Linked DNA regions of Homo sapiens: region 2 is linked to region 1. The links are chromatin loops, found by intact Hi-C in ENCODE. Cell type or tissue: heart left ventricle. All regions are shown on one strand. Each heading gives the region's core, and the rest is flanking DNA. Links, peaks and the distances in the headings are about the cores only. Region 1 has its middle 97 kb from the start of PART1. Region 2 has its middle 85 kb from the start of PART1.

Region 1 (15,833 bases), core at 5,435-7,934:
ACCTGGGAGGCAGAGGTTGCAGTGAGCCCAGATCACACCACTGCACTCCAGCCTGGGTGACAGAGTGAGACCCTGTATCAACAAAACAAAACAAAACTATATGGTTTCAGGCACCTATGGAGGTCTGACATATCCCTAGCAGATAAGGGGGAGTTACTGTTTAATGTGGAATAGAGTGGGGATCGCAGCAGCATCATCTTGCTCCTAATTTCAAAGAGGAGGTTTTTAGCATTAGAGTATTTGTAGATACCCTTTTATAATTTTAAAAGAAGTTATTTTCTATTTCTATTCTATTGTCAAAAAATTTTTATTGCTCGTTTTAACCATAAGTTGATGTTGAATCTTAATCAACTACCTTTCCTACATTTGAGGATTTTATAAGTTCTATCTTTTAGTCTATCATTGGGGTTATATTACATTAATTGATTACTAATATTAAGCCACTTTGCATTCTAGGAGTGGCATAAATCTAATTATGATGTATTATCATTTGAATATATATATCTAGATTCTGTTGCTAATATTTAGTTTATAGTTCTTGTATCTATGTTCATGAGTAAAATTGGCCTGAAAATTTCCTTCTCTTACTATCTTTGTTGACTTTCTGATCAAGGTTATAAATTAAGCTGAAAATTACTCTCTTTTTCTATATATGGTTGGAATTATTTCTTTCTTGAATCTTGGGTGAAACTTAGTTAACTTTTAAAAAATAAATAATGTAATTACACCGAAGTCAGAAAAATGGTTTGTATAATTTCAAGTCTTTGAAATTTGTTGAGACTTGTTGCATAGCCTAGTATATGGTCAATTTTTGTTAATATTCTGTACACATGAAAAGAATATGAATTTTGCATTGATTACAGTTTTTTTCTCTCTCTATAAAATCTTGTTTAAATTTCCTACAATTTTACTGATTTATTTTGCCTGCATATATATGTGTGTGTGTGTGTGTGTGTGTGTGTGTGTGTGTGTGTGTGTGTGTATGTTTTTTTCCCCCTTTTCTTTTTAGAGACAGGGTTTCACTCTGTTGCCTAAGCTGGAGTGCAGTGGTGCAGTCATAGCTCACAGCAGCCTTGGCCTCCTGGGCTCAAGTGATGCTCCTGTCTCAGCCTCCCAAGTAGCTAGGACTAATTATGCTCAGCTAATTTTATTCAAATTTTTTAGAGATTTTGTCTTGCTGTGCTTGTTACCCAGACTGGTCCCAAACTCCTAGTCCTAAGTGATCTTCCCACCTTGGCTGCATTTATATTTATTATTGAGAGAATTATTATAGATTTCTGATTAAATTCATTTTGAATTTTCATATTTATCTGGTGGACTGACCTTTTTATTTATCATTATAAAATGTCATTCTTTATCATTAGTAATGTGTTTGTCTGTAGTCTTTCTGTATTATATTTTAGGTGTATCTCTTATAAACAGCATGTAGTTTATGTTTTAAGAAGCCAGCTTCACAGTCTTTATTTTTAATTGTAGCATTTAGACAGTTTATATTTAATACGATTACTCTAATTTTGGGTATAAATCTACTCTAATTTTGGGTAAAAGCACCTTTACTGATGCTTTCTAACATTATCTTCACTTTCTTGCCTTTGTTTGGATTTTGGAAATAATTTCATGGTTTCTCCTGCTAATTTTGAAACTTATGCACTGTTTCCAGTCTTCTTGTTGGATTCCCTAGGAATTATGTCTTTTATACTAACATATCAAAGTTTAAAGTTAGTCAGTATCTTTTCCCTCATCCCAGACTATTTAGGGACCTTAATGCAGTAAGAACACCCTTCCAATTAGATATTATTATAATGTATTATGCTTTATTGCTTTTTAAACTTCATAATATATTGTTGTTATTTTATATAGTCTTTGTTTACTAGACTTACCCATGCATTTTACCACTTTTTTTCTTCTTAAAGTAAATTCTTTAGAATTTATCTGCAGTAAGGGATTGCTTTGTTTTTGTCTGAAAACTTTTTAAATTTTGCCCTTATTCTTTTTAACAGCTTTATTGAGATATAAGTCACATAACCATACAATTCACCCACTTACAATGTATAATTCAGTGATTTGGGGTATGTTACTTTTTTTTTAAGTTGTGGTAAAATATATATGGCAGAAAATTTGTGTTTTAGCCATTCAGTGTACAATTTAGTGTAAAGAATGCCATCATTGTTTAAAGATAGTTTAACTGTAAGTTATGGACTAAATATTTGTCTCCCCAGAAAACTCATGTGTTGAAATCCTAACCCCCAAAGTGATGGTATTAGGAGATGAGGCCTTTGGGAGGTGATTAGGCCAAGAGAGTAGACCATGAATAGAATGAGTGCCCTTATAAAAGAGAACCCACAGAGCTCTCTTGCCCTCTTTCTATCGTGTGGGGATACAATAAGAAGTCAGTAGTCTACAACATGGAAGAGAGCCCTCACCAGAAATGGACCATGCTCACACCTTGATCTTGGACTTCCAGCCTCCAGGATTATGAGAAATAAATTTCTATTTATAAGCCACCCAGTGTATGGTACTTGTTATAGCAGCCTGAACTGACTAATACACTGTGTATAGAATTCTAGGTTGATAGCTATTTTATTTCCATATACTGCAGTTATGCCTTTGTTAGCTGGCTTCCATTACTGCTGTTTAAAAGTCAGCTGCCACTCTAGATATCACTTCTTTATCAATAATGTGCCCCTTTCTTGGCAGGCTGCTTTTCTCTCTGTCTTTCGTGGTCTTTCATTGATGTTGCTATATCTTGGTGTGTACTTTTTAAATAATTATCCTGCTTGGGATTTCTTGAGCTTCTTGAATCAGAAGTTTGAGGTCTTTTGTCAGTTTAAATATTGCCTTTGTCACAATCTCTCCTCTGCTTTTGAATCTTTAATTAAATATATGTTAGCTCTCACTCTGTCTCTTAATCTCAATGTATGTCTGTATTTTGGTGTTTCTATGCTGCTTTCTGGATAATTTCTTCAGAATGTTCTTATATTTCAGCACTTCTAGTCTCCTGTTCAATTCATATATCCACTATTATGGATTTTACATTCATTTTACTGTCCATTTTACAGCTCAGGAAACTGAGGCTCAGTCAGGTTGTGTAATATCCCTAAGATTACTCAGCTTGCAAGTAAAATAGATGGCAGTCAAAACAAGCACTGTCTAACTGCAAACCCCAGGCTCCTGACTAATGTGTTTCCAGTGAGCAATGTTTTATGGTTTTTAGCACATTTACTTTGGATACTTATGTATAAGCTCATTTGTCATTTTTCAACCTATACTTTAAAAAATTTAAGATCTCAAATTTCTTTTTGATTTGCAGCATTTTCATTGTCTTAACCAGCTTTGCCAAATTCATTTCCAATTTCTTTTGGTCTCTTTCTACAAATATATGCTAAAGATTTTTCATCGAATTTTCCACAAATTCCCACAAAAGATACTGCAACAGTGATGAAAACAAAGTCTTTCTTTGATGCTCTATAGACATAAGCATGTATTTGTTTTATTTTTAGGTATGATTTTTATAGTATTTTTCATTTTTATGTATAATTGCTTTTATTTTTAGGTATGATAAGTCAAAAATGTCATAGGGAGTATCATTGCCCTAAGAGACTCTGGTAAGAAATTTATCAAATGAATGTTCCATACAGAAAATTTTGAAAGAGTACTACAGCAAATTTTCAAGGTTGAAGACACTCTGTATGAGCAGGGTGATGGAATTCAGCCATTTCTCATTTTTATTTCTCACACGTCTTTGTGTTCCTGCATCTGCCTTCAGGGAAGTCGTGTCTGGGAGTCTAGCAAATTTAATAGACATATGGGTCACGACTTAGCACTTATGTTATCCAAGAGTTTGGTTTTGATTCCCACATATAGAAGAGTTTCTGCACATTGTTATAGGAAATATAACTTTTAAAAAGCTGATGTTTGTGAGCTGCTTGTGTACAGGAAGAAGAAACTAAAAATGTCTTATGTTTGGAAAGTCACACAAATCTTAAATCATGATTAAAAGAGGAATCAGTTAAAATGGTCCCTAGTTATATGGGTGTGGCTGTGGTAAATCATTACTTTTACCCTCAAGAACAAAACCCTATATATGTCAAAGACCTAGGGAAAAGTAAGAGTTTTATTACCTATCAAAAATCAGTATTTAGGAGAGATTCAACTGTATTTATATTCATCATCATAGTATTTTGAAGTACTCACTTCAGCATGAAACATAGGAAATTCCAATTTTACAGCATTTGCGATCGTGCGTTTTCTTGCTTAAGACAATATAACCTGCAGAGTGTAATACCTTGACATCACTGGGTCTTCCAAACAAGTTGCCGTAAAACATAAACTATGATTATTGAGTCTTAAAGAAATTATTTGCTCATGGGTACTCAAGTGATTTGAAAGTTGGGATCTAAGACCACGTTAATGAACAGAATTTGCTACTTTGTATCAACTTGGAAATATATTTCTTATTTAATTTTGTAGAACAAATATACTTCCTGGGATAAGTGGAGGATATATTAAGTACCCTCTGATGAATTTTTTCAGTGTCTAGTTAACTTAACGTTTAAATTTTCAATTTGAAGAAATAAACTGGGAACAGTAATGGGACAACAGGGTGCTAACCCAATAAAAAAAGTCACTTTCAGTTTGTTAGTGCATATTTATGTTGCAATGTAAGTTTCATAATTAAGTAGTGAATCTAAGTTAAAATTCTGTTTACAGTTTTTGCAAATTTCACCTTGGAGAATTGTTGAGTGAATTGTTTGCTTCATTTGAGGATGTAGAATAAATTATATTTTCCATAAAATGTCACCAACAGTGCTTATTTCCAAACAAAAAATAATTATGTATGTGGCTAGGTCTACTCACTTTGTAATACCTCTTTTGGGGCTCTTCTGTCAGAACTGAGGACACTTACAGTATCTAGAGCCTTTTCTAGGGAATATAACAAAAGCTTTTCTCCCTCTTCTAGCCCCCACAAATTTTACATCTTGCTGCCAGCGTATCTTTCAAAATAATAACAAGGTAGTCTTCTTGAGTAGTTTATAATGGATTTCTTTCTATGTTTAATAAAGCAAATGAAACTTAATTTTTAAAAAAACTAGAGGACTAAAAATTATTTTCATGAGAACTAAGTAAAATATAATTGATATTTGTATTAGTCCATTCTCATGGTACTATGAAGAAATACCTGAGACTGGGAGATTCATAAAGAGAAGAGGTTTAACTGACTCACAGTTCTGCATGGCTGGGGAGGCCTTAGGAAACTTACAATCATGGTGGAAGGTGAAGCAAACACATCCTTTTTCACAAGGCGACAGGAGAAGAAGCGCCGAGCAAAGGGGGAAAAGCCCCTTATATAACCATCAGATCTTGTGAGAACCCACTATCATGAGAACAGCATGGGGATAACTGCCCCCATGATTTGATTACCTCCCACTGGGCTCCTCTCACGACACGTGGGAATTATGGGAACTACAACTCAAGATGAGATTTGGGTGGGGACACAGCCAACCACATCAATATTTAAAATTGAAGTACTTCAGTTTTGATTAGTGTAGACTAATACAACATGCGAATGTAGAGGCCTTTTGCTCACTCTTCCCACTAAGAACTCAAGACCTTTGAAGGGTCCTGACAACAGACATTTCAGTGATAATTTACCAAGATAGCAGAACTGTTTGTTGCTAAAAATAGTTATGCAGGATAAAATGCAATCTATAATTTTATGAGAACCTGTGATTCTAGTTTACCTCCAATTACTAATATCCATATCTATGTTTGTATATTTTTTAATCAGGTGTGTTTTGGACTCAGAAGTTATTAAAAATTCAGTCAAATGATGGGAGTGATGTTTTGAAGATTAGAATCATGTAGCTGATTCACATGCGTTATTAGACCATGATAAGAAGCACAGAGGAAATATAACAAATGAAATCAGCCTTCTTGCCTACTGATTCTGCATAATTTTAAAAATTAAATTTGGGTTTTTGTCCATATGCAAATTTGTCCTAAAAATTTCCATCTTTTGAAAGCGTTTTGATACTTAGAAAAAAAAATTTAAGACTTTTCTAAATAGAATATACAAGATGGTACAATCTGATTGGATAATAATGCATCAGTGTTCTAAGTTAATAATTGTCTAAGGCAATAATTAACATTTAAAACATGCAGTGACATCATTTCTGAATTTTTTTCTACTTTCTACTTATCAAAATGCCAAATATAATTATACACAATTACTGCTTAAAGATGATGAAGGTTTTGATTTCAGAAAGTTCATCACTCTTACCTTTTCACAGAGAATTTAATTTGATGATCTATTAAGGCACAACAGGTGTCTGATTTAGCATATTTGACTATTTTCACAAGTCACAATCCATCTAACAAGGACAGATGTTCCCAGTAGAGGTCAGTCTTGTGTTGATAGTTATTGTATCATAAAGGAAAAACTAGGGATTTTATGTTTAAGTCCAGTATATTTGATATAGGTAGTAAGCCATTAATTGTGGAAGAAAGAAACTTAAAGATTGGTCATCTTTATTGTAACAAAAATTACTGTGGGTAATATTTTGGGTCCTTTATTACCATATGTTTTCCTCAAAACCCCAGAAAGCTTAACTGCTTGCTAAATACTCCCTAAAAGGAACTTACCAATGGTAGAAATGAACAATTATCTAAACGTAGCAACAGATAATTTGGGATAAATGTCAGATTATTGGATTTGAAACTGAAAATATTTCTTGCAAATTTCAGTTTGAGAAGAGAAACACAGAGGTAGGATAATTTCACGCATCAGCCCCTCACCTTAGCTGTCTTCTCTGCAATATGGGGACAACTGTGCTTGTTCTCTTTCCCTCAGATAAATCTTGTTTTATTCCTCAGACTAATGTTTTGGTCTATAAACCGAGAATTTTATAATAAATGCGGAGATGGCAATCGGAGATAAAGCATATGTTTACAAGTAATGCCTTTGGAGTTGTTGATGCCAAAATACAATAAGCAGTCAAACCAGCATAGCCCAGGAAACATCTTTGAGGTTACTGAGATGATAAATGACTTTACTGCAGGTAGATGGTGTGATGGAAAGAGCAGTGTGTTAGCAGCAGTGGTTCTGCCACCAGATAGCTTGAGGAGGCTTTAATTTCCCACACCTTAAATAAACATAATTAAGTAAACTGTGTTTGCTATGCAAATACAGTCTAAAAGCAAGACTCCTAGTTCCTTCTTTCGAACTAAATTATTACCCAACGGTCCTTCCTATTAGAATTTGTAGCACCAATATTAGTTAGAAATCAGAATATTTGGATTTTAACTTGTGGCACTGCCAGTTGGGCAAGTGACCTTGAGCAAGTCACAACCTCTCTGAGATTTGTCTTTTTCTCAGTAAAGTGAAGGGATTGGATATGGAAGGAACAAACTCCAGTGTTTTCCAGGACAGGAAGATATTAGAAGTTGCTGAGAATGGAGGGGTCAGTGGAGAAATGGAGTGTGCAGACCTTACAATAAGGTATCTGATAGAAACAAAGTGTTGAATGCTCTATGTTGGCCAAACTTATGCTTTATGTAGAGGTGGGCAGACAGATGCAGGTAAGAAAACTGGGAGAGAGGTGCCCAGTTACAAATGCAAAACTTCAACTCTGGTCTTCTGTCCGATGATCTGGAGTTCTTCCCACTTCGCCACACTAAGTCTTGTCGCTGACAGGAGTGTGTGGGCTTGATCTAAGCAAATCTCTGAAAGAGAGGGCTTATATTTGGTTCCCTTTATCCTCCATCTATGCCCCTTCTTTATTTTTTGGGTCCCTTTCTCTTTATCCACTACATCCTTAGTTGTGCTCAGGTGTTTCCTGAGCATGAGCTTTGTAGGCGACACATTTCAGGAGCTGAAACAGCCCAGACCCCACCTCTCTTTTCAGGCTCCCCACTATGATGTTGACATTTGCCCTCCACAGAGCTTATACCAGGCTGCATTATGTTTCTTCATGAAGACTAGTTAGCTAAGCAAGTACTTAGAGCCCTTTCATTCATTCAGTTTATTGTAGAGCCTTAATACTGCAGATGCTAGGCTGGGCAATGATGAAGGGAGAAAGACGGCTTTAACTCTGAAGGAGCCTCAGCCCAATGAGGAAAGCAATATGTCTACGTGTAACTCTAGATGATGAAATCAGACCCCTGTAGTGTGCAGGGTACACAGAGGAGAGATAATTTTTCCAGGGCAGTGGAGGGATATGCAAGGTGTTACTGAGGAGCTAATATTCAAGCTGAACCCTGAAGAATGTGTCCACTAGTGAGGAAGGCAGGGCAGAGGCATTTTCTCAGAGGAAATAGCATGAAATAGGATCTGGTGACAACTAGAAATGACTTACCATTCCATGTGGTCCAGGTAATGCTAATACTTCAATATAAAGTCTGACATGGCTCTCTGTAAAGGACTGAGTAATAAGGGGATTTCATGAACTGTGGCCAGGCAGGCAGCGGACTTATTTTTAAGTAAGGAGTTTTTTGGCACCTGTCAAATAACATCTCCGAGATGGCTTCCTTTACATATTCCAGGTCAGTTGATCCAGATCTCAATGCTCTTTGCAATTTTTGGATTCTTAGTAGGTTGCTGCTACACCATGGTTTCTCTTTCCACATTTTCACAGGGCATTCCTGCATTAGTCTGTACTGATGAGTTTACAATGGTTGCAATAATTGTTGGTGTTGATGAACCTTCCTTGCACTTTATGTAAAAGAGTGATCCTTTTATTGCCAGTTTCTATTTTTCCATCAACAGCCTGATATTCCATGCCTCTGGGTCCATACTGTTCCATTTCATAACATTTAATGAATGTTAGAAGTGGCTCTGCAAATGCATTGCCTTAATCTTGTTGCCTGCAGTGAGATGCTTTTAATATTTTCTCCACATGTGAACTCAGTGTTTTCCTTTAGGTTTTCTTTAATTTCCATGTGGTTAATGTCACTACTGCAGGGAGCCTGGATATTTATAGATTTTTCCCTTTCACTCTATCTTCAATAATTTGCTTTTGCATTCAGTGAACACATCCATCACAATAAATGGTCCTTTTCTCATTTGTATTGACTTGCATTTATATAAACCAGACTTCCTTTTTATAGTATTATCAATGTTCATGGCAATTTTCAGTAGCTTGGGGAGCTGGGTATGAGAGTTGGCACAGAGCTGCAAGTTTTCAAATGACTCATGTCATGATGCCTGGTTTCAAGCTTTATCATTAAGTCAAGACCAAAGTTATATGGGTTTTTTTCCTTAATTGCCTCAATATAAAATGAGAGTATTAAATAAGCATCTCTAAATTATTCCCAATTTCATTAAAATGTTCTTGATTTGATAGCCCTTTTGTGCACTGAAAGATGTAAAATATTCCAATTACATTGTTGACTATTCATAGTCAGTTCAATGTTATAAACTTGTATAGCTCCTAGTAGAAATAAACAGGGAACTGAGTTATATACAGTTCATATTGATCATTCTTAGATGCTATTGCTTTCTGATAGCTCAATTTATTTTAACAGAGTCTACAATGATGTCATTTTAAAATTATTATTTTAATATTTCATTTATATTCTTTTAATATAAGTTAATTTTTTCCTATCACTGTGCATGTCATTGGTTTGCAGATTGTTGGGAAGAATATCACTGGCAGGACTTGTATTGCTGTTCTTTAGGCAAAAGCAAACTGGTCAACCTAATCAAACTTTTTCTAGCTTGTGGAAGGCCTCTCAGAAAATATCTTTCAGAAGTAGCTCTGTGTGCTCAGACCCCTGGAACCAGTCATTCTGCTGCAACAGAGGCCTGTGCTTTCCTATTGCCACCCATTTTCACTGCTCAGTGGCCTCTTCAGATATTAGTGCTATTTCCATAATTCTAGTTGCATATGCTTTTTTGTTTCTTACCTATGCCACTTAAATATTGTGACATTTTGGGAGCACTTAAACATTTACTTCAAAACTTCACATCTTTGTGGTATTTTTCTATAGTAACTTGTGGTTGTTAGAAATGCTGAAAATAAATGGTGCTGGGATAACTGGGTAGTTAAATGTGGAACATTGAAACTGGACCCCTTTCTTTCACCATATAGCAAAATCAACTCAAGATGGATTAAGGATTTAAATATAAAACCTAAAACTATAAGAATCCTAGAAGAAACCCAGGAAATACCCTTCTGGACATCAGACCTGGCAAAGGTTTTATGATGAAGATTCTAAAAGCAATTGCACCAAAACCACAAATTGACAAGAGGGACCTAATTAAACAAAAGAGCTTCTGCACAGCAAAAGAAACTCTAAACAGAATAAACAGACAACCAACAGAATAGGAGAAAATATTTGCAAACTATGCATCTGACAAAGGTCAAATATCCAGAATCTATAAGTAACTTAAACAAATCAACAAGCAAAAAAACAACCCATTAAAAGTAGGCAAAGGACATGAACACTCATCAAAAGAAGAGAGATGAATGGATGAATGGCCAATAAGCATATAAAAATGCTCCACATCACTAATCATTAGAGAAGTTTAAATTAAAACCACAGTGAGATACCGCTCATACCAGTCAGAATGACTATTCTTAAATAAAAGTAAAAAAATAACATGCTGGTCAGGTTGCAGAGAAAAGGGAATGCTTATACAACTGCTGGTGGGAGGTAAATTAGTTCAGCCACAGTGGAAAGCAGTTTGGCTATTTCTCAAAGAACTTAAAACAGAACTACCATTCAATCCAGCAATCCCATTACTGGGTATATGCCCAAAGGAATAGAAATTGTTCTACCATATAGACACATACATGCTTATGTTCATTGCAGCACTATTCGCAGTAGCAAAGACATGGACTCAACTTAGATGACCGTCAGTGATGGACTAGATAAAGGAAATGTGGTTCATATATACCACAGAATACTATGCAGCCATAAAAAAGAATGAGAGATCATGTCCTCTGCTGGAAGATAGATGGAGCTGGAGGCCATTAACCTAAGCAAATTAATATGGGAGCAGAAAACCAAATACCACATGTTCTCATAAGTGGAAGCTAAACATTGAGTACACATGGACACAAAAAAGGGAACAAGAGACACTGAGACCTAGTTGAGGGTGGAGGGTGGGAGGAGGGTGAGGATTGAAAACTACCTATGGAGTACTATGCTCATTTTCTGGGTGATGAAGTAATCTGTACCCCAAACTCCTATGACATGCAGTTTACCCATAAAACAAACCTGCACATGTACCCCCCGAACCTAAAATAAAAGTTGGAATGGCAAAAAAAGAAATGCTAAAAATATATTATTTCATTATCCCAATAAGCTCTTACAGTAATTTTTTTATCTGTGTGGCTTTTTTGGGGGGTATATCTCCAGTATAATTTAAAATAATCAGTTAATTTTTGTTTTCTGGATTCAGTCATCTTTACTACCATATTAAATTATTTCGAAGACATATTTTTTTTCTCCACATTTTAGCATCTCTGAAACTAGAATGCATCTTTCAATTAAGGATGTATCACAGTTTAATTGGAAGCATTTTTTTTGTAGTGGTAGAAAAATTAGTTGTGTCCTAGATTTAATAAAATGTGGCATTTTATTTTTATTTTCCAAGGACAGATAATGGAAGGTGGTTCATTTGTTTATGCTTTGAGTAAGCATTCCTGAGTATTCTCTGAGCTTCTTTTCTGTCCCAATCTTTTCTATGCAAGTCTATCTTCTATCTTGTTCATTTATTTATTCATTCTCTGCAATTAGTAGAAGTATTTAACAGAAGGTAAAAACATTTGAAATTTTTTTACTCTGCTCTCCTAAATTTCTATGCATATGACTTTATACCTGGTCAGGCCAAAGAATTTTTGTGTAGCAGGGGATGGGAGAAGGAGAAATTATGGGAATAGTGGTGGGATTAGGACTTTTATAACAAGAATGCAAAGAAGAACCAGTGTTCAGCTTTTAATTACTGTAGGATGTTTCTAATAATGCTGGCAATGAGGAAAGCTTGACTTTGTCAGGAGAAGGAAGGATTTTCTAAATTTCTTTAAAGCTCAGATATGTAGTAAAAGAAAAATTTCTAGAATTTCTTCCAGAGTCTCAAGGTACTGGTTTATCTAGAAAGAATGATTTGGATTAGAGCAAGTAGATGCCCTCCCCTTTTGGTCTCATGGAATAAGAGTCCCTGTTTTTTCCTTAAGGTCCTTGCTTTTCCCCTTCTTAGGACTGTGTCTCAAATGGGGTGAATGTAGAAACATCAGGAAAGGCATGGAGGAGTCTGAGAACATTTGAGCTAGTGGTCTGCTCCTCTGTCAAAGCATGAGGGAGCACACAGACATTAGTTGGCTCCACTTCAGGCTTCAGGTCTGGGACACAATCAATAGTGAGAGAGCAATGACATGGAGGTAACCTTGGAGACAGCTAGAAGGATTGAGACTGAGGATGTGCTCCTGGCTCTCCAGGGCCTGCGCTTGGTGTGCAGGGTATTGTGTGGGTTTCCATGCCTGGAGCTTTTCTACTGCCTCAGGGACCTCTGAGGCCAACAGATCAGAAAAGGCTGTATCAGAGTGAAGAGACTGTAATAGAAGGAGCCTTTAAGACTAGAGGCCAGGATCAGTTTCTAGTAGTGTTTGTCAGCATTTTCCACCCCAAACCAAGTGTGAACAGTTTTACTCATTGTAACTGGTCCAGGGAGCTGAGCAACTTACCTACCTGCAGTAGAATACAGTGGAGATTCAGAGAACATCTCTTGAATCTGAGGTCTGCCTCTCTCTGTCTCTGTCTCTCTCTCTCTCTGTCTCTCCCTTACTCTGTCTCTGTCTCCTTCCAAAAAGAATAAAGTAAATGTCTTCACATACCTAGATGCCATCTTTGGGAGGAGAAGAGGGTAGGGACAGAACTCTGAAATGCAAGTGTATCTGTTTGGGTTCAATCAGAAGATAGAGAACATACAGTAATCTGAACAGGGGAATTTTAATATAAAGATAACTATTAATATAAATATAATTACTAAACAAAAATAAAAGAGTAGCTATAAGATGTAAGAAAACACATTATTGTACCCTGTGACTGAATGAGAGTAGTCAGGAAAGACAAACTCGGAAGGAGAGCCCTCTTCTTGAGGCTGGAGTTCAGACCTCACTGGAGAACACGAGATGCAGATCTCTGGATGTTAGAGGAGTTTCCCTGGTTTGCCCATGCCAGAGCTGGTCTGTAGTCACTGGGCAAGCAGAAGTAATCCTCTGGAGTGCAGGTGGGGCACAGGTGAGCTGCAGCTGGTGGCTGGGTGGGTACGCATGTAGAGAGAATGGGGATGCTGGTGGCAACCCTCTGGGGAGTGGCAGTTTTCAGTTACCCATGGCTGTGTAAGAGGAGTGTGCTGAGGGTTTGGGGGTACCAGTGTAGGCAAGAGGCCTAGAGTGTGCAGTATGCAGATTGTGAGGGTGTGGGAAGGTGATCAGGAGTCCTGGCCTACGCTGTAAGGTGGCCAAGGGACTGCACCTTCTGGACTAATGGCTGAGGCAGAACACCACTGGAGTCCTCACACCCACACCGCTGGCCCACTGTGCAGCAGCAAGAAACAGCAGAAGAGTCATTTCCTCCGGCATTGCCCCTCCAGCACCTTTAACTGTGAGAGTTTAGTATCATACACACTATAAAGGAGAAATGCTTAAAGGAATTCTGTTCATTATCACAGAGCATGTATTGAATGGTGAATTTGGAACTGAAAGGTGGTAAGTTGATAACTGGCACAATAAATCTTTATTCAGAAGAGACTAAATCATCCAAAAGAAATTCTAACAGCTGGCACTCTTTTAATGGGCTTCCAATGAACAGAGTTGTTGGATTAACCAATGCATTCTGTATCCTCCATAAAATTGTATATAGATTCATGTCCACTGTGTGGTGTTGACTCATAGCCAGTTGGCTGTGCTCTAGTATACCATTGTACCTATGTTTCCATACCATTTGGGAGCTGTGTTTATTCTCCATATGTTTATACTAGTTGTATTAAGTATCTATTTATTCCAAGTCTATTTATAGTAGTTGTATTAGTTTTCTATTTTCTAACATATTTTTATTTCTATTTTATAACAGATAATCTGAAAACTTAGTGACTTAAAACAACAATAACAACAGTGGACATTTAGTCTGCCACAGTTTCTGCAAATCTTGAATTCTGTTTTGCATAATCTGGGTAGTTCTGACTTGGGGGTTTCTCAGATGTTGCATTCGAGTTACTGGATGGGCCTGCAGTCATCTGAAGACTTGACTGCAGTTGTAGGAAGGAATTCCAAAATGGCTCACTCATGTGGTTGACAAGCTGATGAGGGCTGTTGCCAGGAGCGTCAGTTTGTTGCCATGGAGATATCTCCACTAACTGAGTACCCTCATGACATGACAGTTGGCTTACCCCAAGTTGGGTGATCTTAAAGATAGTGAGGCAGAAGCCACAATGCCTTTTATAACAGTCTCAAGAAGTCACGAAGTGTCATTTCTGCAATATCCTGTTGGTTACACAGCTCACCCTTTTTAATGTAGAAGAGGACCACACAAAAGTGTTAATACCAGGAGAGGCCACTGGAAGCTGTCTTGGCTACTGGCTACCACACTAATATCTGTTATTGTAATCACAAAATTTAATTAAATACCATAAAAACAATTGAAATATGAATATAAAAGTATTTTTTTATAAAAACTAAGTGCTTTCAAAAAACTTCTTAAAGTATAAAAAAATCTGTTGTATAAAATGAGGCTAAGACAACTAAGAAATTGAGGATATTTTGTAAAAATCTGGATGGATTCTGCTCCCAAGTAACTTTGCAAGTGACATGAACTTTTTTTATTCCACTTTAAAGAAATTAATTGGTGATGCAAAAAGTTTTGGAGTAATAAATGGCTTGAATGTTAAGGGAAAAAAATACCCAACCCAGCATGATACCCATATACTAAGCACCATTAGGGAGAAATTATCTTGCTGTTCTAAAGAGTAATGAAGTTAATGTCAATTCTTGAGAGATAACATTTGATTGAAGAACAAGTCTACAATACCACATCATAAGCTATTATCTACAAAAATGGTAATAAGAGCATAGGTATGAGGTTTTAATAAATAATATTTTACAACAATCAGTAATATTTGCAGCAATGCAACTAGAGTAAAAAATTGCTGTTATTGGCAAATTGACAAAAGAGGTTTTAGAAATAAAAAATATATTATTAATCTAACTACAGTACCAAAAATAAATTTGGAAGAATACTGAAGTTTTCATCTATCATGACAGTAGAGATTAAAAAAAAATCAAAAAACAACCACCCAAGCCATGGTGCCTATATCAGTTTTCAATTGTAGCTTAACCAAAATCACCCTAAAATTTAGTAGTTTAAATAAATGGTTTATACAACAATCATATTATTATCTCTCGGGCTCTCTGTGAGTCAGGAATTCAGACAGAGTACAGTAGGGATGATGGGTTATTTTCCCACTGTGTATAGAGCCTCATCTAGGAAGACTTGTAGGCTGGGAATGACTCAACAGTTGGGGGTCTGGAATCATCTGGTGGAATCTACATTCACTTGTATTGCAGTTGATTCTGCTTATCATTTGGAATTCCAGCTGGTCTTGCTAAAGCACATACACATGGCTCTTCCATGTGACCTCTGTGTTTGTTTGGGCTTCCTTACAGCAGGGTGGGTGCCTTACAAGAATAAACATCACTGAGAAAACCAGAAGAAAGCTGTATTGCCATTTAGGACCTTGCCTTTGGAAGTCTCACAGCTTTACTCCCTTTGTAGGCTCCATCTTGCTCAGATTCAGGTGGAGGGACCATATACACCACATCTTGATAGGAGGG
Region 2 (15,833 bases), core at 4,690-7,189, 180 kb after region 1:
CTTTGACAGTTCTGTTACTTGACAGCTGTAAGAGCTTTGGAAAGTTGCTTAACCTTAGACTAGCTCTCCTCATTGTAAAATGGAAGTCAGTCATAGTGTCTGCTTTGTGTGGTTGCTGAGGATTAAATGAGATGATATTTGTCAAGACTTGTGGTGAGTCACAAAGTTCACTGACATCTCATCCAGATGGGCGGAGAAGAGGTAGCTTCTTAGTTTTGATTTTAACTAATGTGATCTTCCTCCTGAGCAAACCACTGCTGATTAGAAGGAAAAATAAATTAAATGTCTAAGCTGTCTTAGTCTGATGTATTGATTTTAGATAATGCTCTGTCTCTAGGAAAAGGTGCTCAGACTTTCAGATCTCTGTGTTCCAGGATTTTCCAGGTTTCTCTCCAAGATGATGTCTGGTATGTAGGGGAGGGGAGGGGCTTAGGCAGCCTCTTGGTGGGAGAGAAAAGTCTGGACCCATAGGCATAGTCATGGTGTCCACTGATCGCACTTCAGGAACAGAGACCAATGCCTCTGGATGGACTCTCCACACCCAGCCTTTGCTAGGGTGCCATCACATTATTTGCCAGGCTTGTGTTCTAGCTCTCAGCTAGTCACTTTCTAATTTCCCCCTTAAACACCTGGACTCCCAGCCCTACCTCAAAGGTTGCCATAGGGAACAAAGAGCTGCTCAGAAAAGCTAAACATCGAGGCCTCCCTCTGCCTAACTCCCTCCAAATGTCCTTGGTATGGGGCAGCCTGAGAGGGCATATCTTTCTAGAGCCCTGAACAGGAATGGGGCAGAAATCCTTCATCCCTCGGGCTCTCCTCTATCCACACAAGAGTCTTTAAGGCACACACATCTGACTGCTTTGTTCTTCCCTGCTTTTCCTTCTCACACTCCTGGGATGAGAAAGAGAGATGACAGTTTCCTCTACACTCTTCTAGGCCAAATCTTCATTTCACCATGGAAGAACTCTTTGAGCCAAATCATTTGGATATGTGAAAAGCAATACAGACATTTAAACATTCTTCCTCAAGACAATATGTCAGTAAGACTTGGCAAATGGCCTGTTTTGAATGCCAGATGCTGAATATTAACTCCTTCTTCCTTTATCTGTCTTAAGAATGTTTTATAAATTTGAAAAGCAAGGAAGAGCACAGTGATGTTTTCCAAAATATTAATCCAAAGTAAGCGCATAATCAATACAAGCTTTATAATGATGATGATGATGATGATGATAAAGTAACCATTAGCACAGGATAATTGCTATATAGATTGTTTTTACCCTTGGATAGCTTCTGGTTTTAGGGAAGAGACCATAACTTCAGAGCACTTGTGCACTTGGCATCATGACACGTAATTGCTCCGCCTCTCACAATTCTCACCCCCTCTGCCCCCTCCCCATCTCTCTGGCCACACAAGACTTTCTGCTCCTGGAACATGAAATGATTTTTCCTGCTTTGGGGTATGTAATAATTACTACTCTGTCACCTGAAGCCCTGTTTCCCATATCTTTTCTTAACTGACTTCTCATTTTCAGTCCCTGCCTTAAAAGCTGCCACCTCGATTTTCCTGGATCTTTTCTGGCCACCCTAACCGAAGTAGCCATCCCCACTTCCAGTTACTCTCCATACCACATCCTCCTTTTTCTTTTCTTTTCTGCATAAGTCACTATTTTATGTTTACACATTTTTTTGTCTTTCTACTCCACTAGAATGTAAGCCTCAAGAGGACAGGGGCTGTGTCCGCTTTATTCCCCACTGGGCTGGCAGAGGACCTGGCACAAAAAAGAGCTCAATACATAGTTATTGAATACATGATAAGTGACTGAATGCTATCTTATTTCAGATAAAAAGAATCATTATGATTATTAACATTGGTGACATGGATGTGCATGGAGCAAAAGTACCTTGCATAAGCACAGAAATAAGGATTTTCTATATTATATTTATTATGAACCATAGTAATGGCGAGAATATCTCTCTCCCTTTATTATTTTGTTCTATAGTGATGGTGGTGGTAGAGTGGGCTAGCACTGCCTCTTAAAAATGATAAGAAGTCCTTTGAAGGAAGACATCATGCTCGTATTTCTTTCACACTTTTTTTGATATTTAGCTGCTCAATACAAACATGTTGGTGATCATTGGTGGAGGGAGTGGGGAGTGGGTGAGGGAAAATTACAGGCCCTCCATTTGCATATGATTAAACTGGCAAGACTTTCCAGGCAAAGCAGTGCTTCAGAAATTATGTGATTGACAGAAGGAAGGTCACATATGTACTTTCTAGAAGAAGAGTAATTGTCAAGTTGTGTGCTGAGGAGCCTCAGAGCCTCAGTTGGCAATGGCTTATGTGGAAATTTTCATTTGAACAGAGAGTTTTAGGGCCACACCCAAGTGGAAACTACTTATTTCAGGATTGGAGCCTCCACAGAGAAAGATCAGAGGTGGGAATGAAACAAGAAATAGTTCCAGAGACTGCTGCTGTGTAACAAATTATCTTAGAACTTAGCAGCTGAGAACAACCATTTTTTTTATGCTCACGCAGGAAGCTACAGGTCAAGAAGTCAGTGAAGGCACAGCGGGAATAGGTTGTCTCTGCTCCAGCTGTGCAGACTTGAAGGGCAGGGGAGACCGGATGCCAGGATGGGGTCACATAAAGACACCTTCCCTCACATGTCTGGTGATCAGGATGGCTCCGTGTGGCTTAGTGTCCTTACAGCCTGGTGGTTGCATGTTGTCAGACACTGGGTGTGGAGCTCAGGACTCCAAGCATACGAGTTCCAGTAAAGAAGACGGAAGCTACACTGCTTTTCATGTCCAACCTTGGAAATCACACGGCCTCACTTCCACTGTCTTCTCTTGGTTGCAATAGTCACAAAACCCACCGAGTTCAAGGGAGATGACATAGACCGCCCTTCTAAATGGGAGGAGGGTCTAAGAATTTTGCAGCCATGTTTTAAACTAATATTAGGTTGGTGCAAAAGTAATTGCGGTTTTTGCCATTAAAAGTAATATAAGGGGCCAAGCGTGGTGGCTCACGCCTGTAATCTCAGCACTTTGGGAGGCTGAGGTGGATGGATCACCTGAGGTCAGGAGTTTATGACCAGCCTGGCCAATGTGGTGAAACCCCATCTCTACTAAAAATACAAAAATTAGCTGGGTGTGGTGCCGTGCGCCTGCAGTCCCAGCTACTCAGAGGCCGAGGCAGGAGAATCGCTTGAACCTGGGAGGCGAAGGTTGCAGTGAGCCGAGATCGTGCCACTGCACTCCAGCCTGGGTGACAGAGTGAGACTCCGTCTCAAAAAAAAAAAAAAAAAAAAAAAAAAAGGAAAAAGAAAAAATGTAATACAAATGTAAGGATGAAAGAAGCAAGCAGAGGGGAAGAGAGGGGTCTTGTATTCTGGAAAGGGAGATAGGCTTGTGACTGCGCGGATCCAGGTTACATTTACTGCACATGTGCCCTGCTTTTTTTGCAGCTAGAGTGTTTTGATGATCTTCTGAGAGAAACGTCTCCTTCCTCAGCTCCAGTGTGCTCGGGAGCTAAGAGCTGCAGAAAATCATTTGAAATCTTTGGTGGTCATAATAAAATAGGTAAAGGTACTCTCAGGTACTCAACGACCCTCTTGTCACCAAGCAGCTCCTCATCAGAACTTCTCCAAACATACACTCTCTCCTTTCCACCTCCAGCTCATCTTGCTTGGCCTCCGCTTTTTCCGTCACATCTCATCTCCTGGCCTTTTTCATTCCTCATCCCTACCTTATTTCCAATTTCAGTCACATTTCGGTGAACACACTGCTCTTGGTGCTTACAGCAAGGAAGGCTAGTTGTGTTGAATTTATAGTACTTTTTCAACCAGCCATTGGGAAGCACATGGAACTCCCCACACTCATTTTTACTGCCATTTTTTTTTCAACATAATTTACAAGAAATAGAAGGAATGTGTATTAGCTAATTGTGCCACGTGGTCCTATTTTCTCAGCAATACTTATTTTTATTAATGCAGCTGATAGAAAATGAGGCAAATTTTCATCAAAAAGCTTGCTAATGTAAAACTGAGAGTACCAGGCAGCCTGGAATAAAATAAAGAAACACAATTGTAATATTACTATTTTGGGAGTTTTACATTAAACTCCTACACAATAATCAAAGGTGGAAGTGTGATCATAAATTTTAGCTGGAATTTAGGAATGTGGCAGCAACTCTGGGGCACATTTACAGGAAAATCATAGACTCAAATGGAATTTGCTGAGGACTATATATCAATTTGCCATCAGAGTAGACAGTATTAGAAACCCTGGACTCTTCCCATTAATCATTGTAGATGTGGCATCTCAAACAGAAGAGAGTTATGGCGGTTATAAATCGTGCACTGAGAGTTGTTTTTTACTTTAGATAGAGAAAACAGTTGAAAGAGTTTGGGATAGCAGATGTATTGTCTCTGGTTCCTCCTTTTAGTTTTAAAAATTAATTGTGCATTTCAGAATCCTGTACTTTAAATATTTAGACATGGCAAGTTTTAAAAAGAAGATATGTAGGGCACATACTTCTCATCCACTGCTGACAGGCATCAGGAATGGGGTAAATTTGGATAGGAGATGCTTATCCATTCTATGTCACTGCAGATATGAAATTTTGTCTTATTGTTGTTTTGATTTAGCAGGAAATATCTTTATTATTTTTTTTCCAATGATGAGAATGGAAATGTTGTAATTAGTTAAGTCTGAAACTATGATTTAGGAAAGAAAAAAAAAAGTGCAAGATGATCTATTGCACAGAGAGCCACCCAGAGCCCATCTGTTGGATAGAATAAGGAACCCCTGTGGGTGTAATTGGGGCAGGAAGAAGGGGCAGGATATGGTGGAAAGTGCTTGGGTTTTGAAGCCCAACTTGTTTTTGAGTCCACGTTCTATGTTTTTCCTTTGTGTTCTTGAGCAAGATACTTAACTTCAATAATCTATGATCTATACATTGGGAATAATAATCACTATCTAGAAATGGTGTTTTAGAGATTAACATATTATAATAACCTTGGTAAAGTATCTGGCTTATACTCAGTAGAAGTATCTGCTTTATACCCAGCAAATATTCCTTTTCAAATAGATGTAGGCCACTATGTTATAATTAATAAGCAATACCATAAGCATTTGAATGTTTCTGCACAATGACCTATTTGCTGTCTTTTGTTAAATTTTCTTAGTTGGGGGAGTGAAACTCCTGACTAGCTTTGGGCTGGATATAGCATAGCGGTGCCCACCTATGTGGAATGGTTTGAAGAGTCCTCGACAGGGCCAGTGACCTCATTGTCCTTCATAGAGCCAAAAATTGCGCCAGTTACAGATTCAGTCCCCTGAGTTTTGAACAAACTTCCAAAATGCCAGATCTTCTATTATAATGCAAGTATTCTTGGTAGTTGAGAATGGAGGAGAGTTATGAGAGTGAGGTGAAATAGGTTAAGCTACAGGTTGCAAACTCATTCCTTGCTCCTCTTGGGAAAACTGGACAGTCAGATGACACATTATTGCCTGGCTGCAATTGGCTGCAAGGGGCAGCTGCCCAGTTTTGATGGGATGCCCACTCCTGATAGGATACTGATCCCTTTCACCTTACTCTTGGCATTCTTTAGACATTTTCACTGTTTTCCTGGCCCTTGCAACACCTGAAAACTTATTTGCCCACAGTTAATTAGAGAAGAGAACTGACAGATGTCAGCCAAATTTAGTTGAAAGCGGGTAGTCTGTATGTCAGAAGGCTCTATTGTTCTTTCATTATATGAGGTAGGGCAGGTGGCTGCATCTTTGAACTCTAGTTTCCTCCTCTGTGAGAAGATGGCTTAGAGGTTCCACAATCTCTCTACTTTTTCTCATTCTCTGGTTCCTGATGGTGATCTGGGTTCTACCTGAAGGGAGCCCAGGATTAGAGAAAGGAAGAATATTACAGGCAAACTGGTCTCTTTCCAACATGGCCCAATCCCTCTTGGCGGAATCTGCTTCAGGGAAGTTAAGCGTTTGTCTAGAAATTATGATGTCATGTTACGGAGCCCTTATTCCCTCCTCTATAAAACAACTTTCCTGTTGTCAATTCTTCTGTAACTATGTTATCTACTATGCTGACCACAGGGTACATGTGGCTTTCCACATTAATGAAAATAAAAGAAAATAAAATATCCTGTTCCTGGGCCACACAATCTCATTTCCAGGGCTCAATAGCCACATGTGGCTAGTAGCTACTTGGCAGAGGAGACACAGAAAGAACATTTTCATCATCACAGAAATTCTACTCTTGTAGAGAGTGCTGCTCTAGAAGCTTTAGGCCACTGAAGTTGTATTCAGCGACCTGACATCAGAGAGTTTTTGTAGTCACTTGAGCAGAGGTAATGCAATCCCTGGGGAAGACTTCCAGTTTCAATTACATTCAGGTTAACAAAGCCCATTGTTCCAACCAAAATAATAGTTGCTCAACATTCCATTCTGATGATTTTTTTTATCCAAGCAGTCAACATAGTTTCATTAAATACCACCCACTAATTGTGTACTAGTTAAATGAGGAATGAATGTGGCTCTGTCTCCAGATAAATGAATAGAGAGAGAGACAAAAAAAAAAAAAAAAAAAGAATTGGCTGACTCGGGGTGCTGGGTACACAAAATAACTTGGTTAGGCTGTAGGATCAGAAAATCTCTCTAGATCTTTTTTCTAGAACTTCCTTTTTCCTAGATCTTCCTTTCTGAGGAGAATCGCTCAGTTTTAACAAAGTGGCCAGTTTACACTAAAATGCTTGTCATTTATATAAAATATTGGCATTTGTTGCAATATTGCAAACCAAAGAGTCATTGAGTTCCAAACTAAACAAAAGTTTTATGAAACAGTTTGTCCTGTCCAACCTTAAAAAGAGAAGGCATTTACTATATGCCAAGCATTGTGCTGCCTGCTTCACGTGCATTTTCTAATGTGGGTTTCACAATACTTTCTTGACAAAGGTCAGCTGTGCACCTACCTGCTGGAGAGACAGCATCAGGAAGGAGGGAAAGCAGAGGTTGTGGAGTACAGCAGACTGGGCTTAAATTTCAGCTGTGTTACTTACTAAACTTCAAGACTTTGGGCATTTACTTAACTTCTATTAGCTCTAGTTTCCCTGTCTGTAAAATGGGGGACATGATACCTGCTTCATGTGATTGTTGTGATGATTAAGTCAGACAAGGCAAAGGAAGTGCTTGGTGCAAGACCTGGCACACAGAACATGAATACAGGGGAAGAGGTCATCTTTTCTGTCCCTACTGAATTGTACCTTGTATATATTGGACACTCAGCAAGTATTTGTTGAATAGATAGGTGGATGGAAGGGTGGAAGTCACATCTACAAAACATTCTTCATCTGCAGAACATTTCCTGAGAGTGTAGGTGGTTGCCTAAGTACAATGATTTGGGGAGGCCAAAAGTCTCTTATTCAACCTCAAACATCATCCCACTGGCTCTGGCTGCTATTTTGAAATTTAAGTATTCTTCATTCTATTCAGTTATATGTCCCTGTTAAAAGCAAATATTACTTTAGAGAAGGAACACACTAAGCTATTGTGTGCCATGGTTTTGGTCCACCTGCCGAGCCTCCTAAGACAGCACTGTGGAGTGGAAACACCTCTGATCTGGGAGCTGGATATTCTGGCCTCCAGACCTGGCTGTGCTAGCATCTGGCCTTTCCTGGGCCTTGACCTCAGATTTCCTATTAATTAAATGGAGGATTAGACTAGATCTTCTGTAAATGGTTTGGTTTCTGGTTTTATAAGTGGGTTACCAGGCAAGTGAGTTTTCATGTTGAGGCATGGGGCAATGCCTGGGTTGGATGGCTTTGGAAGGTGGCAATGTGGGGATTATAGCCCTGCAAGGACAGGGAGCTTCTGTCCAATGTGGTTACAGGGTGCCTGATAATAAGAGCATAAGGGACATACCATGAAGGAACAGGGGATCAACAATGACAGTTTTAGGACTGTTTCACAGCTTTGTTAGATACCAACCTGGTTTATAAACATCCCTTAGGAGTCTTCCTGGATATTAAGCATCAACATAAGATCACCTGGAATGAAGCCAGTTGACTGCTCCAAACGTGATCTTCAAAACTGGGTGCCCTTATGCAGCAAGGCTTGTGTGTATTGTGGAAAACTGCTCCAGGACATTCTGAAGCGTGACTGTCCACTCGGTGGTGCAACCACGGACTGCCAGAAGCTACTGGCCTGGAGCAACTGGCCTAGCCCATAGAAAGCAGGAATGAAGCAGCTCTTCGTGGCTGTAGGTGTCCCACGGAACAAGGGTAGAGCCAATTACTGAACACCTCCCACATGCCAGGCACCATAGTGGGCATTTCACACACATTGTCTCATGTAAACTCACAGCTGTTCCATGTAGTAGACATTACTGCCTTCACAACACAAATGGGGAACTGCAACTCAGAGAGGAAAGAAGTAGAGGTGAGATTTGAGAAGATTTTTGGATGCCAAAATTCGCATGTCTTCCCATGTATGTCGCACAACCTCCAGGATGTTCTGCAGATATCACTTGCTGTTATAGTTCAATGTTCTCTACCCATGGGCATTTAGGGTGGAATTATTGTTCTCACATTATTGCTATTTCAGGCATTGCTGGAACAAAGAAACAATCACCACCAGTGGCCCCATCTACTCTGAGAGAGAGCGTTTGAAGTCATCAGTCGTATTTTCCAGCTGTCAGGGTTCCAATTTAAGTTTTATGTTGGATCTTTTTCTCTTTACTCTTGGTTGATTGGAGTTATAATCTGTGTTTTCTTTCCCATTTTTGGGTATTCACATTTAGATTTTATTGAGATTCATTTCATAGTGCTTTAAAAGGTTAACAAGAAGCCTGAAACTCTCTGGGTTTCTTATTAAGATGCAGCAGGGAAGAAGACAGAGTGTTTCAGTTTATTGGGCTAGACATATCTGTTGATTGACGCAGATGCTGCAAACATGTTCTGGGAACCATTTCAATGTTCTGTAATAAGTAGCACATTAATCAGGACTGGGCAAACTGGAGGGGTCTCAGCAGGGTTGGAGTTTCCTGGGAAGTGCCTATTAAGATGAAGAATTAGCCAGTGCTCACGTTTAACACGTAGACTCCTGAGATGCGGCCTGGAGGGAGATGCCACAGAGTGCTGATCAACATTGGTGCGGATCACTGACGTGTGATCACTTTCACCTGTACATCATTATCAGTTCAAAGCCTCCCCCTGCCCCGTGGGCTTGCCGTGAGAGGGAGGCTCCATCCTCTTTTTTAACATAAGGGCAGGAGGGTGTGCACACTCCAGAGATGTGTGTCATTTACTCTTTGCAGCTTCAGCAATTGAGTAGACTGAAGAAAGATGTTCGTGAAAGGTGGACTTTTCTTTTTATCATCATTTGCCCTTTTTCTAGATTTTTCATTGTGAAGTGTGTTATATATTCAAGACTTTATATCATGTCATCAAAAGCCTAACCATAAAATAAGTCTTGAGTATGCCCACTGTACTGTATGGAGCATGAAGCCGGCTTTTTGTGCAGTCTCCTTGTTGGAACCACTCCTTGAAATTTGGGCTTATCATGTCCTGACTTTTCTGGACAGTTTTACCACATAAGATAGTTTGCTAAACATCTTCCCCGTATTTAAAATGTGGCTTTTGTGTAATAAAGCCCTGTGGACTCCATAGCAGTACCAAGTTTACAAAACTACCCCAGTACCACGGTTTTGTAAACAGTACCCCTGTTTGCAAAAACTGGCTCTGTTTTAAAATAGCTTAGATGGCCTTTATCCCAAGTGCTTGTGTTTTGATTATTCTCTGATGCAGAATTAAATGAAGAAATTTGTGCACGAAGCAAACTTCACCTCTGTATCCCCCAATACCACATGATCTCGGCTCACTGCAACCTGTGCCTCCCAGGTTCAAACAATTCTCCTGTCTCAGCCTCCCAAGTAGCTAGGATTACAGGTGCCTGCCACCACGCCCGGCTAATTTTTGTATTTTTGTTAGAGATGGAGTTTCACCATGTTGGTCAGCCTGGTCTTGAACTCCTGACCTCAAGTGATCCACCCAACTCGGCCTCCCAAAGTGCTAGGATAACAGGCGTGAGCCATCGCACCCAGCCCCTCAGTTTTAATTCTATAAATTAATGGATTTTATAGTAGGATGTTAGGACAAGAAATTTATATGTCATTACATATACTTGGGGATTGATAAGAATTTATATTTCTTTTTTTTTTTTTTTTTTTTTTTGAGATGGAGTCTTGCTCTGTTACCCAGGCTGGAGTGCAGTGGTGAGATCTTGGCTCACTGCAAGCTCTGCCTTCCGGGTTCACGCCATTCTCCTGCCTCAGCCTCCCGAGTAGCTGGGACTACAGGCGCCTGCCACCACGCCTGGCTAATTTTTTGTATTTTTAGTAGAGACAGGGTTTCACCATGTTAGCCAGGATGGTCTCGATCTCCTGACCTCATGATCCGTCCGCCTCAGCCTCCCAAAGTGCTGGGATTACAGGCGAGAATTTATATTTCAATATAGCAGAAAACTAATGAAAACTTTCGAACCCCAGTCCCATCCACTTCTGTTTTACCATTCCACATTCTTGTGTAGTGAGTATGGTTCTGAGGCAGTGGTCACTTTGTGATGCAGTCATGAAATAAATAGGAGAGAATCTGGCCATACTTGTGTTTTTCCAGATCCAAAGGTAGGATAAGCCTCAGATGCTGATGTGAATTTAGTGAGGGGTCCTGATATGGCCTGATGCCCTTGCTGTTACTCTGGTTGAGCACAAATGTGTCCTTTTATATCATATATCCACTTGAGATCTTCAAGGCAAGCAATTGAAACAGACTTTGGCTGGCTTAGGCATAAAAGTAACTTCTTGAGAGATACCAGGTTATCTGGTGGACTCACTGTAAAGTTGTAGGAACCAGACTTAGAATATGGGTGGGGAAAAAGGGAAGCCAGAGCCAAATTAAAAGTCACACCAGAGAGCCAGCTTGGGGAGCCATCACTGCTGCTCCTGCTGAACACTGGGCATGGGGCCGGCACGGCCACTGCTGGTGTTGGCCTTGGATACGGTTGCTTGGTGCTGCTGGACCTACTGGCCTGGCAACTGGCTGCTGCCACCACAGTTGCCAGGATGAAGTTTCTCTGTTCTCTGAGCCACTGGCCCCGGATTTGAAGCCCCAGGATGGATGTATATCATTGTCTATGACCATGATCTGTGCCATGACTGCCAGAGAGTCTGAAAAAGAAAGAATCTGGCTATCTTGACTGCTGTAATGGAAGGGGCTTTGTTTCCCACTAAGATTCACATGGCAGGAAATTCATCAAATATAGGAAGGGTTTCAGATACCAGAAGGCCACAGTCTGACAATACATAATCAACTCATTTTATCTAAAGGCATTCTTTTGAACCTTTAATTTTCCTTCTTGCTGACATCTTTATTCTTTTAAGCCCCTTATTAATAGTCTGTATTTCAAGTAGGAGAAGAAAATATAAAGAGATATCCTTCAGTTCCTTTTCTTTATAGCTTTCTTGAAGTTTCTATAAGCAATACTAAGAGGTAATATAGCCTCTGTCACACCCCCACCCCAAGAAATTGGATTGGAGAAGTGAACACACCTTCTGAGAGTGCAACTATAAAATAGGCCTAGAATGGATCAGATGAAAGGAAATAAAAAGCAATTATTTAAGTGGGGCTTAGATGTTGCTTAAACTTGGCTTTTCCTCCTCTATAAATAATCAAATTATAGATCTCCAGGGACCTAAAATGTTAATTTTGGGATGTATGCCTCATTGCAATTCAAAGATAGGTGGGTGCTTAACATGAGGAAGTAGAGTTTAGTGATTACAAACAGGGTGTTGGGGTTGGACAGACCTGGGTGCAAGTCCTTGTTCAGCTGTGTGACTTGGGGCACATTTCTTCACCCTCTGAGTCTGTTTCTCATTTGAAAAAGGGCAGTGGTAATCTTTATCTCACAGAGTTGGTATGGGAATTGAATAAATTCATATATGTAAATCCCATATTAAGTATTTAGTAAATAGCTATTCTCATTCTAATTCCTGTTATAGGAGAATAGAGGAGAAGTTGGTTCTCTTAAAGTAAAAATGGGTTGCTTTTGGAGGAAATGTCAAGCAGAGGTCAGTTGACAATGCAATGGGTGTTGTAGAGGAAGATCTAGCACTGGGGAGTAAGTGTGGTGGACTGAGGGATGTCCCAGGTTCCCTTCGATAGCTAACTCTATGGTACAGTAACTCTCTTGAGAACTCAGACAAGGATTAGTCCTCTCAGCTGGGCTACTCCTGATGTTGATGGTGAAACACCAGCCACTCAGGCAGTGTCCATCAATGTCAACCCTAATCTGGAAATGAACTGACCAGGCCAAGGTAGAAGCCTGTTGGTCTGTCCAACTAGTAACAGATCCGTAAAAGTGACAGCCACTTTTACCACCATCATTATAGCTCTGACCACTTTCCCTGACTTGATTTGGCCAATGTGTTGTGTGAGTGGTGGATGGAAGAAGCTAATACAGCTATGGCCTTCTTCAATAATGGTGAGGTACCACTATCATTTGCAAATCAGTTCAAAAATAGGAGGTCTTCCCAGCTGGGCACTAAGAGCTAATTCTCTTGGGCAATTTTTTTTATTGCATTCAACCATAGAAGATTAAAAAACAAAAAAGAATGGCATTTTCTCCTCCCAAAGCAAAACCTCTTGGATTCATGGTCTATCCTAATTATATCTTCTGGGGTAATCCTGAGAAATCTTGTCCATTCCAGTAGAGCCTGTGCTGTGAATAACTGTAAGAGTGCTCACCTAGTTTTGCTACAGTGCAAGAATTTCAAGGTCTAAACTCTATGAACAAATTGATTAGGGTAAGTTATTGCCTATAATGTGATTAAATTATACTATAAGGAATTATTTTATCTGATGGTTTTCCAACATGAGAGCTCAGGCAGAATAGCACAAAGGATGAGATTATAGATCTACTCATGATTTTCAAGTACATAATACACTGTTCTTAACTATAGTCAACACCTTGTGTAATAGATCCCTTGAACTTATTTCTCCTAGCTAACTGAAGTTTCCTATCCTTTGACCAATATCTCTCCCACTTACAACTCTCTGTCCCTAGCCCCCAGTAAACACCATTCTACTCTCTGCTTTTGTAGGTTTGACTTTTAAAATTTTCACATATGAGTGAAACCATGTGGTATAGTGTTTGTTTTTCTGTGCTTGGCTTATTTCACTTAATATGATGTCCTCCAGATTCAGTAATGTTGTTGCACATGACATGATTTCCTTCTTTTAAGGCTGAACAGGATTCCATTGTGTATATATACCATATTTTATTTACCATTCATCCATTGATGGAAACTTAGGTTGATTCCATATCTTGGCTATTGTGAATAATGCTGCAATGAACATGGGAGTGTAGCTATCTCTTCAAAATGATTTCATTTCCTTTAGAAATCTACCTAGTCATGGGATTCCTGGATCATATGGTAGTTCTATTTTTAATTTTTTGAGAAACCTCCATATTGCTTCCCATAATGGCTGCACTAATTTACATTCCCATGAACAGTGTGCAGATGTTCCCTTTTTTCCATATTCTTGCTAACACTTGCTAACTTTTGTCTTTTGATGATAGCTGTTTTAACAGATATGAGGTGATAGCTCATTGCAGTTTTAATTTGTAAGGGAAATGCACATTTAAAAATACTGTGAGTGCTAGTAGTAAATGTGGGATCCTAAAAATTTGCATTGGACCACGTGAAGAATTTCTTTTGTGAGGCCGGAAAATGGGCTAAGAGTCAGAATGACCTAGTGTTCGTCTTTGTTTCCATACAATTCCCAACCTACCTTGAGGTCCACGTCTGAATTTGGCTGTTGAAGGCTTTAATTTTCAAGGAAAGGAAAGGTCTGCCTGGGATAAGTCGGCCAGCAAGTCAGCAGAAGCAAGCCTAAGACTAAGGAAACACAGATCTACCTGTTGTCTAAGGCCAAGCTGGCATAGATACCTAACTCTGGGTCTTCTCTGTCTGGGGGCAAAATCTCCAGCCTTGAATAGGAGTCAGACCTGTTATGGTGGCTTTCACCTGAAGTCCCATCTACTCACGAGGCTGAGGCAGGCTCCCTTGAGGCAGGATCCCTTGAGCCCAGGAGTTTGAGGCTGCAGTGAACTATGATCACACTACTGCACTCTAGCCTCGACAACAGAGCAAGACCCTGTCTCTAAAAAGAGAAAAGAATAAAAAAAAGGAGTTAAAAGTTAATATAGAACCAGAGAGAGAGGGAACAGGTCTTCTCAGATGGGGTAATCCCTGGTTTGACTTTCCTTCTAGCCCCATGAGAAGAAGACCCGTAAGAAAATAAGGGAAGAAGCCAAAGAAATATGTGGCAGGGTCTTTCCCAGGTGGCAGCAGCCCAACCCAGTTCACCTTCCTGACTTCATAAAGGAAGACACAGGAGGCTTTTCTTATTTTTACTCCTCTCATTAGACTCCACCATCTGCAAAATGTTGTCTAATAATAAACTCTCAGGATCATCTATTTTAACATATCTGCTCCTTTGTGGGAAGAGTGAGTGTGAAAATTTGGGAACATGCGCAGTGGATAAAGCTGTTATTTTATGCAAAACAGAAAAGAGCAGTGCCCCCTTTGGGTGGATGTAGCCCTGTACCAGTGCACACAGCTTGGTATTCTCAAAGAAGCCCACAAAACAACCAAGGAGGCTGTTCCAGCTGGGCACTAGTAGCTGATTCTCTTGGTAACCGTGGGCTGGGTTTTAGCTATCACATGCCTGCTTGAGCGGAGTACCTTTGTGTGGTAAACAACCTGGACCACTCTACATGGTCCCCTGGTGGTGGTAATGGGCAGGCTTAAGCGGTGTGATATTGGTTAGGGGGCTCAAACAACTCATGGAATGGGCACCTAAGCAAGGTAGAGAGATGCAGAGCGGGGAGGGAGGAGTTCTGAAGGGGAGTTTGGCTTGTTTGCTTTTTTTTTTTTTCTTCTATCTTGGCACCCTTTATTAACAGAACACAGTGTAGATTATGCATTGTATTTTGAAAAAGAAAGAGAAATAAAAGGCGTAATCTTTGCTTTTGAGATGTTTTCAGTCTAACTCAGCAATTCCTTTCCCTCATCCTTTCTGCCTCACTACTTATTACATTTACTTCTAGTTCTTCCTCTTTAAATTGAAAAAGCAGAGGCAAAACCAGACACTGTGATAATGGAATTTTATGTTGTGGTCTTTGATTACACTTCCCTTCCAAAGCTTCAATATTTCACATTGTTAATAATAATGTTCTTTGTAGGAAAAAATCCTTAATTTGAAAATGTTGCAGATGGCCTTTTATCAGGAGCTATGGACTGTCAAAATAAATAGATATAATTATGAACCATTGTTGTTGAATGGGCCATCTTAAATAATAGCAGTCAAGTTTCCAGAAATTAAAAAAAAAACCTTACATTTTAAAAAGACCTCAGAATAATTAGTGGTCTCTGGTTGATTGGTTTTCAACAAGTTATTCAGCAGATGGAGGCTGTCAGATTTCTGCTGGTACGATTATTTTTGTAACTCAGTGGTGGAGGGGGGTGGTTTATGCAACTCAGCATCACCTCTTTGTTGAATTGGATTTGGTTTAAGAGAATCCCACCGCACCTGTACATTAAGATGGAGCATGAGGAAGGTCTTGGGACCGAGCCATTTGAAGAAAATCTAGGCTCGGGTGGGTCACTTTAGGAGTATTAGTATAGCCTTAGACATTAGCTCTTGGAACTACCCTGAAGGCGAAAATGTGAGACAGCTAATATTTCTCTGCAAGAATTCCTTGGG

The links. A loop is a pair of places that touch in the nucleus more often than their neighbours do. Peaks named below come from ENCODE experiments on the same cell type or tissue, not always from the same donor. Only the 100,000 strongest peaks of a DNase experiment are listed, where the experiment ranks them.
Region 2: it touches region 1 in a loop (2.4-fold over the local background); 2 of 110 quality-filtered maps call a loop at or near these places.

The regions. Positions count from the first base shown.
Region 1 is chr5:60,577,070-60,592,902 of GRCh38, reverse strand. No RefSeq gene overlaps it. Among named protein-coding and RNA genes, the nearest start is that of PART1, 97 kb to the right of the region's middle. In heart left ventricle, for the core only: a CTCF peak has its summit at 6,391 (motif pointing right); no DNase peak of the experiment used is centred there.
Region 2 is chr5:60,394,930-60,410,762 of GRCh38, reverse strand. It overlaps a transcript of PDE4D not described here. Among named protein-coding and RNA genes, the nearest start is that of PART1, 85 kb to the left of the region's middle. In heart left ventricle, for the core only: no CTCF peak of the experiment used is centred there; no DNase peak of the experiment used is centred there.